4 separate regions of the Homo sapiens genome follow, and regions 1, 2 and 4 are each linked to region 3. Evidence: chromatin contacts called from ENCODE Hi-C or POLR2A ChIA-PET data. All regions are on one chromosome and are shown on one strand. The core of a region is the stretch at or near the end of the contact, and the rest is flanking DNA. Distances in the headings are between cores, read along the strand shown. Region 1 holds the start of TMSB10 (thymosin beta 10). Region 2 has its middle 19 kb from the start of TMSB10. Region 3 holds the start of MAT2A (methionine adenosyltransferase 2A). Region 4 has its middle 25 kb from the start of KCMF1.

Evidence for each region. A loop is a pair of places that touch in the nucleus more often than their neighbours do. ChIA-PET counts read pairs that join two places held with the same protein, here RNA polymerase II (POLR2A). Pooled maps may share reads with other maps.
Region 1: a loop to region 3 is called in a pooled map, with 9 times the contacts of the local background. The contact joins the promoter of TMSB10 here to the promoter of MAT2A in region 3. A Hi-C loop is called at or near these places in 2 of 37 single-sample maps with no recorded cell type and 8 of 50 pooled maps.
Region 2: a pooled map shows a loop between it and region 3 (4-fold over the local background). The contact joins the enhancer-like site here to the promoter of MAT2A in region 3. A Hi-C loop is called at or near these places in 1 of 37 single-sample maps with no recorded cell type and 8 of 50 pooled maps. POLR2A ChIA-PET finds 5 or more read pairs at or near these places in 4 of 52 experiments (GM10248, T-cell, activated CD4-positive, alpha-beta T cell and 1 more).
Region 4: a loop to region 3 is called in a pooled map, with 4 times the contacts of the local background. The contact joins the enhancer-like site here to the promoter of MAT2A in region 3. A Hi-C loop is called at or near these places in 6 of 50 pooled maps. POLR2A ChIA-PET finds 5 or more read pairs at or near these places in 3 of 52 experiments (T-cell, WTC11 and activated naive CD4-positive, alpha-beta T cell).

The regions. Positions count from the first base shown.
Region 1 is chr2:84,904,198-84,907,571 of GRCh38, forward strand. It overlaps TMSB10 (thymosin beta 10), which reads left to right and starts at 1,459. Exons shown (of 3, transcript NM_021103.4): 1 at 1,459-1,521; 2 at 1,806-1,920; 3 at 2,192-2,474. The coding sequence starts at 1,821. The coding sequence ends at 2,226. LOC105374836 (a long non-coding RNA gene) reads right to left here and starts at 2,824. Exons shown (of 2, transcript XR_940308.3): 1 at 2,466-2,824. RefSeq lists a silencer at 1,216-1,755 and enhancers at 1,722-2,921, 2,726-2,785.
Region 2 is chr2:84,922,726-84,925,936 of GRCh38, forward strand. No RefSeq gene overlaps it. Among named protein-coding and RNA genes, the nearest start is that of TMSB10, 19 kb to the left of the region's middle. RefSeq lists an enhancer at 2,354-2,403. Within about 2 kb of position 1,551, at least 19 of the 41 ENCODE cell types and tissues checked have a DNase peak (open chromatin) inside an H3K27ac peak, as active enhancers do.
Region 3 is chr2:85,537,714-85,540,640 of GRCh38, forward strand. It overlaps MAT2A (methionine adenosyltransferase 2A), which reads left to right and starts at 1,455. Exons shown (of 9, transcript NM_005911.6): 1 at 1,455-1,665. The coding sequence starts at 1,575. It overlaps PARTICL (promoter of MAT2A antisense radiation-induced circulating long non-coding RNA), which reads right to left and starts at 1,173. Exons shown (of 1, transcript NR_038942.1): 1 at 1-1,173. RefSeq lists enhancers at 373-462, 863-1,072, 1,143-1,232 and silencers at 1,263-1,532, 1,713-2,042.
Region 4 is chr2:84,944,702-84,947,810 of GRCh38, forward strand. No RefSeq gene overlaps it. Among named protein-coding and RNA genes, the nearest start is that of KCMF1, 25 kb to the right of the region's middle. RefSeq lists a silencer at 1,393-1,542 and an enhancer at 1,713-1,882. Within about 2 kb of position 1,615, at least 20 of the 41 ENCODE cell types and tissues checked have a DNase peak (open chromatin) inside an H3K27ac peak, as active enhancers do.

The DNA.
Region 1 (3,374 bases), core at 209-2,708, 630 kb before region 3:
AAAAGCAGGTAAAATCAGGAGGGGAGAAGCAGGGAGTGGTGCTCAGGCTTGTAATCCCAGCACTTTGGGAGGTTAAGGCAGGCAGATGGCTTGAGCCCAGAAGTTCGAGACCAGCCTGGGCAACATGGTGAAATCTCGTCTCTACAAAAAGAACACAAAAGATTTGCCGCTAGTGGTGGTGCACGCCCGCAGTCCCAACTGCTCAGGAGGCTGAGGTGGAAGAATCACTTGAACCGGGGAAGTCCAGGCTGCCATAAGCCGTGATCACACCACTGCACTCCAGCCTGGGTGACAGAGTGAGACCCTGTCTCAAAAAAAGTAAATAAATAAAATCAGGACCGAATTTAGGATGTCACCACCAAATCCCACTTTAAAGAGCTCGGTAATACTTCACACTTAAAAAAGGAAAGGTCAGGACAAATAAAAGAATGACCAGCCTTAACTCCGGGGCTGGTAATTTATGGAACTTATTACCTAACGGTGTTGCACAGGCTGAAAATACAACTTTTCTAAGAAAGATGTGAATAATTGCAGTATACCACTCCTACAATGGGTTAATAAGAAAAACAAGAACGTTTGTAGGCATGTGGGTCTCTATTATCCTCAAGGTTAACTTCAAGGAGGAAAACCGCACCCGCTGATACAGTGTTTCTAGGAGCTCGACGAGAAAAGGCAAACTGCGAGCCTTCTCGGGACGCCCTGTTCCCACCACAGCCCTTCACACAATGCGTCTAACAGCATTTAAGGAACACCCGCCACGCCAACGATCCTGCTGGAACCGCCCAGTTCAGGGAACAGGGGACGACTGACCAGAAGGCAACCGCCCCCAACCTGAGCAAAGAGCGCTGGAAACCTATTCCCCCCTCCCCCTACACCCCCCCGCCCCCCGCTCCACTACGGGACCCTCGGCTCGAATTCTTTTAGTGCAGGACCACCTTAGGACTCAGCCTCCCTAAGGAGAGGAAAAGTGGGGGAGGGAAGGGGACTCTGGAGGAGCAAAAGCAAGAGGCCTGGGGGCGACTGGGGTGGGGCGTCTCCTAGAGCGAGGATTGCTGCAGAGTGCGCGTGCACGCCCGCACATCCACACCCACGGCTACACATCATATCTGCACACGCACAAAACCACACACCCTCCCACGCCGGTCCCATATCCTTTCTGCGGGGTGAGCAGCAGATTCCCGGAAAGGGGGAAATGTAGCCGCAAAAGCAAAGCCGGGGGCCTGGCGCCCACTCTGGCGGCGACTACAGCCCCCACGCTGGGCACACTGCGAGCTGGGGGTGCCCGGCGCGGGAGAAGCCGCGCCCAGCCGGGCTGGTAGCCCAGCGGGGGGCGCGGCAGGGCGAGGAGCAGCCCGCGCTGCTCCCGCCCCTCGGGTGCCAGCACCGCCCCTGCTGCGGCGGGTGAGGGGCGGGGCGGGGCGCGGCGTATATAAGGCTAGGGGCGGGCGCCGCTCTTTTGTTTCTTGCTGCAGCAACGCGAGTGGGAGCACCAGGATCTCGGGCTCGGAACGAGACTGCACGGTGAGTGCGGCGCCGGGGCGGGGGGCCCACCCAGGGTGTGGTCGGATCCGGTGCACCGGGCGGGCGCGCCGCAACCGCGACAGGCGCCCTTCTCGGACCGGACGCAGGGGCCGGCGACCACGCCCTGGGACCGAGAAGAGGGGTGCGGGACGCGCCCAGATCCTCGGCCTTGGGGCTGCTCGGCACGCCTTGGCGCGAGTGCCACGTCGAGAGGCGTCGGCGGGGAGCGCGGAAGGGGACGCTGGCCCCCAGGCCCAGGTCAAGCGCCTTGGTTTGCCCACTAGGATTGTTTTAAGAAAATGGCAGACAAACCAGACATGGGGGAAATCGCCAGCTTCGATAAGGCCAAGCTGAAGAAAACGGAGACGCAGGAGAAGAACACCCTGCCGACCAAAGAGAGTGAGTGTGCCTCGGTCTCCCGCGCCCCAGCCCAGCCCCTCACCCTGCTCTTCCTTGCAAACCCACTCCTCCACCCCCCACCCCGCCGTTGTCCCCGGTGTGGGCGGCCCCGGCCACTCTTTCAGTTTCACAAAGCGCCTTGTTTCTCCCCAGCCCCAAGCTTCCTTCTAAATCCCCACACCTCGTGGGTGCCTCGCCCACACCGGGAAGCACCTCGGTTGCGGGTGGGGGTTGCAGCTCCCCTCCAGCGCCCGCTTCCCGCTCTCCACAGCCATTGAGCAGGAGAAGCGGAGTGAAATTTCCTAAGATCCTGGAGGATTTCCTACCCCCGTCCTCTTCGAGACCCCAGTCGTGATGTGGAGGAAGAGCCACCTGCAAGATGGACACGAGCCACAAGCTGCACTGTGAACCTGGGCACTCCGCGCCGATGCCACCGGCCTGTGGGTCTCTGAAGGGACCCCCCCCCAATCGGACTGCCAAATTCTCCGGTTTGCCCCGGGATATTATAGAAAATTATTTGTATGAATAATGAAAATAAAACACACCTCGTGGCATGGCTGGCGTGGTCTGAGTCTTTTAGTTGAGTATGCGTGGGCAGTGCCACTGCAGCAAAGCCCCTCGATGGAGTAGAGTTCCTGCCGCAAAGGGGAGGAGGTGGGTCGCAGAATGGGCTGACTCGGAGGGAGTTTTTAATTTTGGCTTTACCTGCTTCTCCGTAAGATTTCATGACTTGTTAGCCACTTAACTCTTGCTCGTAAGCAATCTGTGTAAAATTTAACCCCACTTTGTCCCCAGGTTGCGTTGGAAAATGCTTTTTCAAAAGAGCAAGGTTTGCTTTTGATAAGCTTCGAAAGCCCCACTGTTTCCCTCTGGCCTCCTCCTAGCTGACTCAGAAGGGAACACTGATTTTAAAGAAAGAAAAGACAATCTGGAATGTTGGAAATTGGGTGAGGTCACAAAGTCTCCGGAAGCCTTTCTTCGGGAGCTTAAAACAAAGGCGGGATCTAGGGATACAGCAACGGGAACGTCAGAACTAGAAGAACCAACACTAGAACTGGGGGAGGGGAGGGGGGAAGAGCTTTTGTCTTTTAACCCTAGTTCAGAACCTCCCACAAAAACATTAGCCATTAGAGGAAGTGCTAGACTGATCTGCTACCACCCAGTGCTCAGCAGGAAGGGTGGGGATGTGGTGGGAGGGAGGAAGGGTGGGCTGGCGCTGGCGCTGGCGGCCAAGCTCCAAGGGATGACACCTCAAACCCACAGGGAAGGAATAGGACCAGCCCAAGGGGGCCTGACAGTTGGGAACCTGGGGCTGCAGGCCATTCAGAAGCAGAAGAAACAGGCTTATAAAGACAGGGGTGGAGTTTTCTTTAAGGAAGGTGGATAGGACACTGCTTAGAGATTCGTCCCACATTTTTGCCCGGCCCCAAGAGGCTGGGCACTGGGTGAAGACA
Region 2 (3,211 bases), core at 301-2,800, 610 kb before region 3:
CTCCAGCTTGTCGAAAGCAGATTGTGGGACTCCTCAGCCTCCATAATTGCATGAGTCTACTCATAATAAATTTATTCTTAGGCCAGGCTTGGTGGCTTACACCTGCAATCCCAGCACTTTGGGAGGCCAAAGTGGGTGGATCAAGGTGGGAGGTCAGGGGTTCGAGACTAGCCTGGCCAACATGGTGAAAACCTGTCTCTACTGAAAATACAAAGAATTAGCTGGGTGTGGTGGCGGGCACCTGTAATCCCAGCTTCTCAGGAGGCTAAGGCAGGAGGATTACCTGAGCCCAGGAGCTGGAGGCTTCATTGAGCCATGATCATGCCATAGCACTTCAGCCTGGGCAACAGAGCAAGACCCTGTCTCAAAAAAAAGAAGGAAGGAAGGAAGAAAGGAGGGAGGGGAGGGAGGGGAGGGAGGGAGGGAGGGATTGATTCTAGTTATATAATTCTATGTATAAAATATGCACATTTAAAAAAATATAAGGAAGACATAAAGTTATATTCTTTTGACAAAAAGAATTGTATGTAATACAGAGATTATGTAAAGCCTATTTATGAAAGAAGGTAAAAAGAAACTAGTAAATAGGTGAAAGAGATGTAAAGAGAGTCACAGATGTAAAGATGTATTTTTGGTAACAAAGATTAAGAAGAAAAGAGAATAATTTTGTATGAGAAATAATCTTATGTGGTAAATTTTTGTCCTACAGTAAAATGACTGTTTATTTAAGAAAGAGGGAAATTTATGACAAAACAAAAAGTTCAAGCATGTTGTAAATTGTCTGTGTAAATCATGATAAGGTTCATAAAAAGAAAAGCTATAAAAAATTTTGTGTATGATTAACTTGGCTATAATTAAAAGGAAATAATTTATAATAGTCATGATAAATGTGCTTAACTGCACAAGCAGCCAAAGGGCACAGGAACCACTCTGATTATTCTGTATAGAATTCATTTCCTAGGCCGGGCGCTGTGGCTCACGCCTGTAATCCCAGCACTTTGGGAGGCCGAGGTGGGAGGACCACGAGGTCAGGAGATCAAGACCATCCTGGCCAACATGGTGAAACCCCGTTTCAACTAAAAATACAAAAATTAGCCAGGCATGGTGGTGTGCGCCCGTAGTCTCAGCTACTTGGGAGGCTGAGGCAGGAGAATCACTTGAACCTGGGAGGTGGAGGTTGTGGTAAGCCAAGATCGCACCACTGCACTCTGGGCGACAGAGTGAGACTCCGTCTCAAAAAAAAAAAAAAAAAAGCAGCTGGGTGTGGTAACACACACCTGCAATCCCAGCTACTCAGGAGGCTGAGGCAGGGGAGTCACTTGAACCTGGGAGGCAGGAGTTACAGTGAGCCAAGATCAAGCCACTGCACTCCAGGCCTGGGCAATAGAGTGAGACCCTGTCTAAAAAAAAAAAAAAAAAGAAATTCAATCTGGTCCTGCACCCCACTATTAACTATATCTACCACATCAGTGCTCCTACAGGGGAGGCTACTTCCCTGAACACAGAGAGTGGGTGAGAGTCTCAGGTCCTTGAGGAAACTGCAGGCTTCTGGCTCCTCCCAGTCCTGGGGAGTTTCCCAAACCTCTCTCCCTTTGTCTTGACACTTCCTCTCATTCTCTTCCCCTGGGGTCAACCCACGTAATCCCGGTGCAGCCCATTCCTTCCTGGATTAGCCCACTAAAATGCTAAAACCCATCAGAGTTTCCTTACCACCAACACTGCTCGTGAACAAACCTGTCACCAGGACCTGAACTGTACCAAGGGATGCTTTTCCCCACTATAATCTTCATCAACCTCTTAAATAAAATAAGCACTTATAATATCCTCATATAAACATGAATAAAGGCATCTCTGGAAATGTTTCTGTTTTAATTAAGCTGCAAACGCTTCATCCTTACAAGGCATATAGAGTTTCAAGGCAAACCCATAGTTGCCCCCCACATCCCCAGACCACCCCCTCCTGACTGAAGCAGAAAAATAGGGTCTGGAGGCAGGGAACCTAAGGCCGATTCACGCTGACTTTCTAGAACTAAATCAAAAGGAAAACCCCAACTTTCCACACCTAAGTAACAAAAGGACTGGAGGCTACTCCCTTTGCAAACCCCACCCCCCTTTTCTGTGGGGCCGACGGAAAATTGAAAGTATCTCTGATTGGTTGATTTCTGCAACCAGATATTTGCATAGGAGTGTAACTTTGTAACTTCACTTCAGCCTCTGATTGGTTGCTTTCCACAACCAATCAGACACTTACAAAGGTGTAAGTTACTTTGTAACTTCACTTCAGCCTCTGATTGGTTAATTTCTGCAACCAATCAGACTGATAGTGGGCCACTATTTCTTTTACTTAGAGTGTACACCAAGTCGCCAGTGGGAAACCTCTAGAGGGTATTTAAACCCCAGAAAATCCTATGCTTGGTCTGTTCGCACCCTGTGGAGTGTACTCTCGTTTTCAATAAATTTTTGCTTTTGTTGCTTCATTCCTTCCTTGCTTTGTTTGTGCATTTTGTCCAATCCTTTGTTCAAACTGCCAAGAACCTGGACACCCTCCACCCATAACATAACCAGATTGCTGCCTTTGAGCCTCTTCTTTTTTAGAAATTCTAAAGGCGCTACTGAGAATATGATGCATGTCCCTTCAGCCACTAGCTGTTCCCATCTCTTCTGGGAGATGTTCAGCGCTGGGTCCTCTCCACCTGCCCACAGGTTTAGGGAGCCGAGGGAGCCTTCCAGAGCCTCTAAGTCACCTCTCTAGGAGGCTGTCTGCCTGGCCCACACACAGGCAGGCCCCATTCTTGGCCTCCCCAAGCCAAGAGGGCACAGACTGATGATCCAGGGCAGGTCTAGGCAAGTGGGGCATGCAGGGATGTTGTATTAAAGCTTAAGCATCATGAGAGGATCTGATGACTCAGGGAGCAATTTCTTGAGCCCATATTGTCCACCTGGGAAGAAATTGTGGCTGAGGAGTATTCAGGAGCAGCTATGGGGGAGAGAGGGGCAGAAATACACCTCAAGGTAGGCCTCTACTGGGTTCAGGAGGTCCCGGGGCTAGGCAGAGAAAGGCAAGCTTGAGACCCAACAGCGCCACCCACCATGCATAAATCGGTTCCCTAGTCATCAATTCGCTTATGAATACGGAGGCCCCGGAAAGGTGAAGGGTGCCTTCTGGTGGCCAGCTGTGGAGGTGGCCTCGGAGAAGGGTGACCCGAGTGAC
Region 3 (2,927 bases), core at 205-2,704:
GTGGATGCCCCCAGCACAGCCCAAGTGCTTCCTTTGTTTCCCACTGAGCCTTTAGCAAATCCCACCTTTCCTCCTGCACCGACGGAGAGGATTGTTCTTGGGAATGCACCTTGTTCTACTGCCGCCAGCAGTAGGCAGCTGGAGACTGTTACTAGGGGTCTCCTTCACCTCCCCAGCGTAAAGTACATCCCATGCTAGGAGCAGGCCGTTCCCTGAGAACCTCATTAAACCCGGCGTTCTTGTCACGCGCTCCGCTCAGGGCCACCAGGCCACCAGCCCGACCAGACCTGCACCGAGGCCCAGCCCCAGAACAGGCTGCAGAGACCCCCGCCCCCAAGGCGGGCTCCCTCCAAACGGGACTCCATACTCCTTGCTGGCTCAAGTTTTGTTTCGCTCTTTTTCCCTGTAATTCCTTTATTGGGCAAAACTGGGACAAACGCAGGTGGACATTTTAAAGTGAAAGCTTCATGAAACAGCCCATTCCACGCCGTCAAGAGATCTGCTTAAGCACATTCAAGGGAACGAATAGCCCCCACCCACCAAAAAAGAAATGTTCGTTCCATATTCTCCTGAACAGAGGATTGAAACATCGATTCCCCCCCCCTTCAAAGGAACAGGAAGGCCACGGGGCAAGGACGGACTTGGGAGCGGCCTCCTTTCTCTCTGGAGGGAAAGGCTGGAGCGCTGCCTCCACTTTTAAGTCCACGAACCACGAAGGGTGAGGATCCCTCAGAAACTTTAGCGCAGGGGAGCGGGCAGGAGGGCGATTGTTTAAATCGATGGCAGCACCTTCATTAATCTGCTTTCCGGCCATCTTCAGCAGAGCCATTCACCAGGAAACGACTAGAAGGTGGGCCTGCGCCCCTCAGATATCCCGGGGCCGGCAACGAGCCGGGCAGGGACGCCGAAGGAAGGCCGTGAGGAGCCCTCGCTGGCCGGCCAAGATGGCCACCTTCACATGGCCGACCGCCACCGGCTCCCTGCCACCCGGCATCTAGAGGCGGGACGGCCAGAAAGACCCCAGCCGCAGCACAAAACCTCCGCGATTCCCGCCGCCTCCGCTGGGGGACGCGACCTCCGGGAAAGCTATCCCGGCCAACGGTCGGAAGGGAGGTGCCATGTCACCGCACAGGGGAGCGGGTCCAGCAAGCCCCAGTCGCTTTTTCTCCCACATCAAACAAGGAAGAGCAATCCCCCACGTCTCCTCGCGTCTGCATTTTTCTCCTAGCTCTAGCGGCTCAAGATAGCTGAACGGTCTCTGGAGGGCCGGATTGCCACGGCACCTCCCGCGGCCGCGCAGTGTGGTTCAGCCCGGACTCCGCGGGGCGAGCTGCCCTTCCTCCCCCGACCCCCGCGCAAGTGGTGCATTGGCGCGCGGCGCCGAGGGGCGGGGCCCGAGCCGGGCGCGCGCGGGCGCTGCTCTATAAATACCGGGCCGCACCGCCCGCTGCTTCGTTCGCTCCGCGCCGCCCGCCTGCTACGAGTAGAACGCTGTCCGCAGCTTGCGCATTTCGCAGCCGCTGCCGCCTCGCCGCTGCTCCTTCGTAAGGCCACTTCCGCACACCGACACCAACATGAACGGACAGCTCAACGGCTTCCACGAGGCGTTCATCGAGGAGGGCACATTCCTTTTCACCTCAGAGTCGGTCGGGGAAGGCCACCCAGGTGAGGGGACGGCCTGAAGCGAAGCGTGGGGCGGGGCAGAAGGCAGCGCCAAGGTCCGGCTGGCTGCGGCCGGCCGGTGGTGGGGCCCGCGCGGGTCGTCCTCGTCCGCCGGGTGATGGAAGAGCGGCGACCGCGCGCTTTCCTCGTGGCGCCGCCAGGGCCTGGCGCGTGGCCGCCGCTCCTCTTCCCCCTCCCCTCTCCACCCTTCCCTTCCCCCCTCCCTTTTCATTCGGTCGCGCGCCTAGGCATGCGGAAGGTTCCAGAAAACGTGAAGGGCGGGGGCTGTGGTCGCTAGTGAGTTCTGGCCGGGAAGGGAGGGCACTGTTAACCCCTCCCGGCCCTGCCGTCTGACAAACCTGGAGTGGGCGACCCGCCCCGCGTGCTCGCGTCCGGCCCTCGGGAGCGCGCGCCCCGCATTGCAGCGGCGACCACGTGTTTGCCGCATGTGGTATCTGGGCGAGGGGGAGCCGTGAGCCTCCCCGGCTGTCCTGGCCCTCAGTTTGAGGGGTGGGGGGCCTATGCCTTGGGACGTCGTCTGGCTCCACTGCCTCAGTGGTTAGGTCTTGACTACACACTGGAGAATACGCACATGCCCTTCGGCGGATATGGCCTTGCCTCCAAGGTGACGGCCTCTGACTAAATATAGCTCATGTCCAAGAAGGCAGTCCTTATTTGGACCCCTTGTGAAAAGGATGGGAAGCATGAATTAGGAGCTGCCATTGCTTTGGGTTCGCATTTAAAGTCTTCGGTGCAGGGTTTTACTTGAGGCTTTGTCCGCTCAACCGCCATTATGGGGATCAATTGGCACGTGAAGGAGGAGTAAAGCTATATTTCCAGGAACTGAAAATCTCAGCCTGAGCATATCGGCTAGTAAAGATGATTATTTGGCTCTTTTGGCTGTTTCTGCCCTTAGGATGACCGCAGTAGTTATCTATCTGGTGGCTTTAGGGTCTGGTCAGTTTACTGTGCCCATGATGAAATCCCACAAGTAACTTAGTGGTATGAGAGGACAAACCCAGGATCTTGATGAGTGCTGAAGGTTAGCTGTTACACCAGTTAGTAGTAGACCGAAGTTCAGAGCCTGCAGTCTGGCTTCCACATTATGTTTGGATTCTGTTTTAGGCGGTTATAGAAAATTCAGAAAAACGAACTTGAATTAGGGAGATATTTGTTCTCCCTCCTAACAATAGATGACAAAGCAGGGAGACATGGATTCGGAATACGTTTGAGCATCTTCTACACTGTTGAGCTTTTGTTTCCTG
Region 4 (3,109 bases), core at 365-2,864, 590 kb before region 3:
TGCGTGCCCCTCCAATACCATGCCCTATGCTTCCACCTGGCTGTCTCTGAGCATATGTCCTTGATCATAAAGTGGTAAGCCTAACGAAAGTGTTTCCGAGTTCTGTGAGCCATTCTGGCAAATTATTGAACATGAAGAGGGGGTTGTGGTAACCTAGGACTTCTATAGCTGGTTGGTTAGAAATACAGATGGTAACCTGGTACCAGCAACCGACATCTGAAATCAGGGCAGTCTTGCGGGATGGAGCTCTTTGGTGGCATTGACACTAATTCTAGGTAGATAATGTCAGAATGGAATTGATTTGTTGGATACCCAATTGGTATCTGGAGAGTTGAATAACTGGTCAGTATAAGAAAAAACTCACACATTTGGTGGCAGAAGTATTGTGAATAAAAACAGTTCAGAGCTCCCCTACTCCCAAACCAGAAAACCTGGAGTCATCTTCGATGCCACCCTCTCACCACCCACCCTCTGCACTATCCCTGCCAATCACTTGCCAAGTTACCCTGATTCCACCTCCAAATACCTCTCTCATCTCCCGTCTTCACTTTTCATTCATCATTTACTCATTCAATCACAAATATTTGCTCTTATCTTCTCTGTGCCAGGCTTTGTGATAGGCATTGGAGTCAGAAGAATGAATGAGACCTGGTAGGAAAATCACAATCTAGTGGTAAAACAAAAACCAGAACACAATCATAAAGCAATGGGATTCACACTCAGAAATGCATAGAGCTGCTGGGCGTGGTGGCTCATGCCTGTAATCCCATCACTTTGGGAGGCCGAGGTGGGCGGATCATGAGGTCAGGGGTTCGAGACCAGCCTGACCAACATGGTGAAACCCTGTCTCTACTAAAAATACAAAATTAGCTGGGCGTGGTGGCACATGCCTGTAATCCTGGCTACTCAGGAGGCTAAAGCAGGAGAATCACTTGAACCTGGGAGGCAGAGATTGCAGCAAGCCGAGATCGCACTACTGCACTCCAGCTTGGATGACACAGTGAGACTCTGTCTCAAAAAAAAAAAAAAAAAAAAGAAAAGAAAAGAAAAGAAATGCACAGAGCATCATAGAGTCCAGGGCAGGGGTCCCTGACCAAGCTCGGGAATGGTGGGGGATGGGGTGGGGACATCAGTGGAGTTTTTTGGGGTTTTTTGTTTTGCTTTGTTTGAGACAGGGTCTTGCTCCGTCACCCAGGCTGGAGTGCAGTGGTGTGATCATAGTTCACTGCAACCTTGAACTCCTGGGCTCAAGGGATCCCCCGGCCTCAGCCTCCTGAGTAGCTGGGATTACAGGCATGAGCCACCACACCCAGTCAATAGACTTTTCTTGATGTGGGTGACACCCAAGCTTTAAGTTTGAAGACTAAAGGAGAGCTGGCACACCAACAGTATACGAGGGGAGGGGAGGGGAGAGGGGAGGGGAGAGGAGGGGAGAGGGGAGGTGAGAGGGGAAGGGAGGGGAGGGAGGAGGGGAGGGGAGGGGAGGGGAGAGGACACAGCAGGCTGGTAGGGCAGCTTTGAATATGGCTCAGAGGCGAGGCGAGCAAGGTCTGAATCACTTCTGCTCCAAGTCCAGGCCCACATTACTTCTTATACGGACAAGAGGCCAGTAACTGCTCTACCCACACATTCTCCTCCCCTACCATCAGAAAAATCTCCCTAAAGCTCAAATTTGACTTCCTGTCTCCCCTGCTTGCTACCCTCTGCTGGTTCCCCTTTCTGATCTGTGGTGTCTCAGCTCCACCTCTGTTCATAAACTTCATATGGTGCCTTCAAAAGTATTTCCGTCTCTGGACCTTCATCCCTGCACTACTGTCTGCCTGGAATTTCCTGCCCTGCCTTGGTTGATGAGGTGGACTCCTATTCATACTTCAGAGTGACTCAGATGTGACTTGTTCCACAAAGTCCCCACCCACTTGCACTCACCTCCGTGGTGCACGTATTCCAGGGCCGTGAGCTTCACCTCTCTGCACGTCTCCCTCCTGCTACAGCTGTGAGGGTGCAGACCTCCTCTGCTGGCACCAGGGCCCGGCCTGCAGTGGGCCTTTGGCAAATGAGGAACTAGGGCTACCGGTAGGTGAAAATGCAGCTAATGCCCAGGAAGCTAGAAGCTGTTGGAACATTTCTGAGACCCTTTAGACCTGGAAATAGCTCTATGTTAGAGGGTTGCTGATAGAGAAGGCTGGAAGTGAGGTCCCTCTGTCCCCAGCTCGCCTCAGACCCTGGTTCCAGATACAGTTGCATGTGTTTCCAACCAAGACTCTGACCTGGCTCCTCAACCAAACCTCCCCTGCGTCCATGGATCTATCTGAACTCCCATTTATAATCGTAAGAGGCTGTGGGTTAGAGGCGCTGTGCTAATGATGGCTGTATGGTTATTATGATTGTGAAGTTGTTATATTTTACATAGAATACAAGTTTATGTACATTACGATTAAGACTAGTAAAGCTCTTTGGAACTTTAAAAACAAATCCCAGTCAGGCGTGATGGCTCACGCCTGTAATCCTAGCTCTTTGGGAGTCCAAGGCAGGAGGACTGGTTAAGCCCAATTCTCCAGGAGTTTGAGACCAGCCTGGGCAACATAGTAGGACCCCATCTCTACAAAAAAATAAAAATCAAAAAATTAGCCAGACGTGGTGGCATGCACCTTTAGTCCCAGCTACTCGGGAGGCTGAGGCAGGAGGACTGTTTGAGCCCAGGAGGTGGAACCTACGGTGAGCCATGATCTCACCACTGCACTCCAGCCTGGGCAACAGAGTGAGACCCTGTCTCAAAAAAACGAAACAAAACAAATCTCAATTCAATTACATTTAATTATTTCAAAAACCAAGCTCTCTCATTGTACAACATTCAAACAATAACGTAAGAAAAAGTGCCTATGGGTCCCAAATTGGTGTGACTCCTGTGTCCTGTCAGCCTATAGAAACACAAGTGTCTGTGTGTGTAACTTTGACCCCTTCTCCTCCCCCTCCAAAAAATGTACATGCATATATATATATATACTTTTTGTTTTGTTTTTGTTGTTTTTTGTTTTTGATATTAGTAGAGACAAGGTCTCACTATGTTGCCCAGGCTGGTCACAAACTCCTGGGCTCATGCGATCCTCTC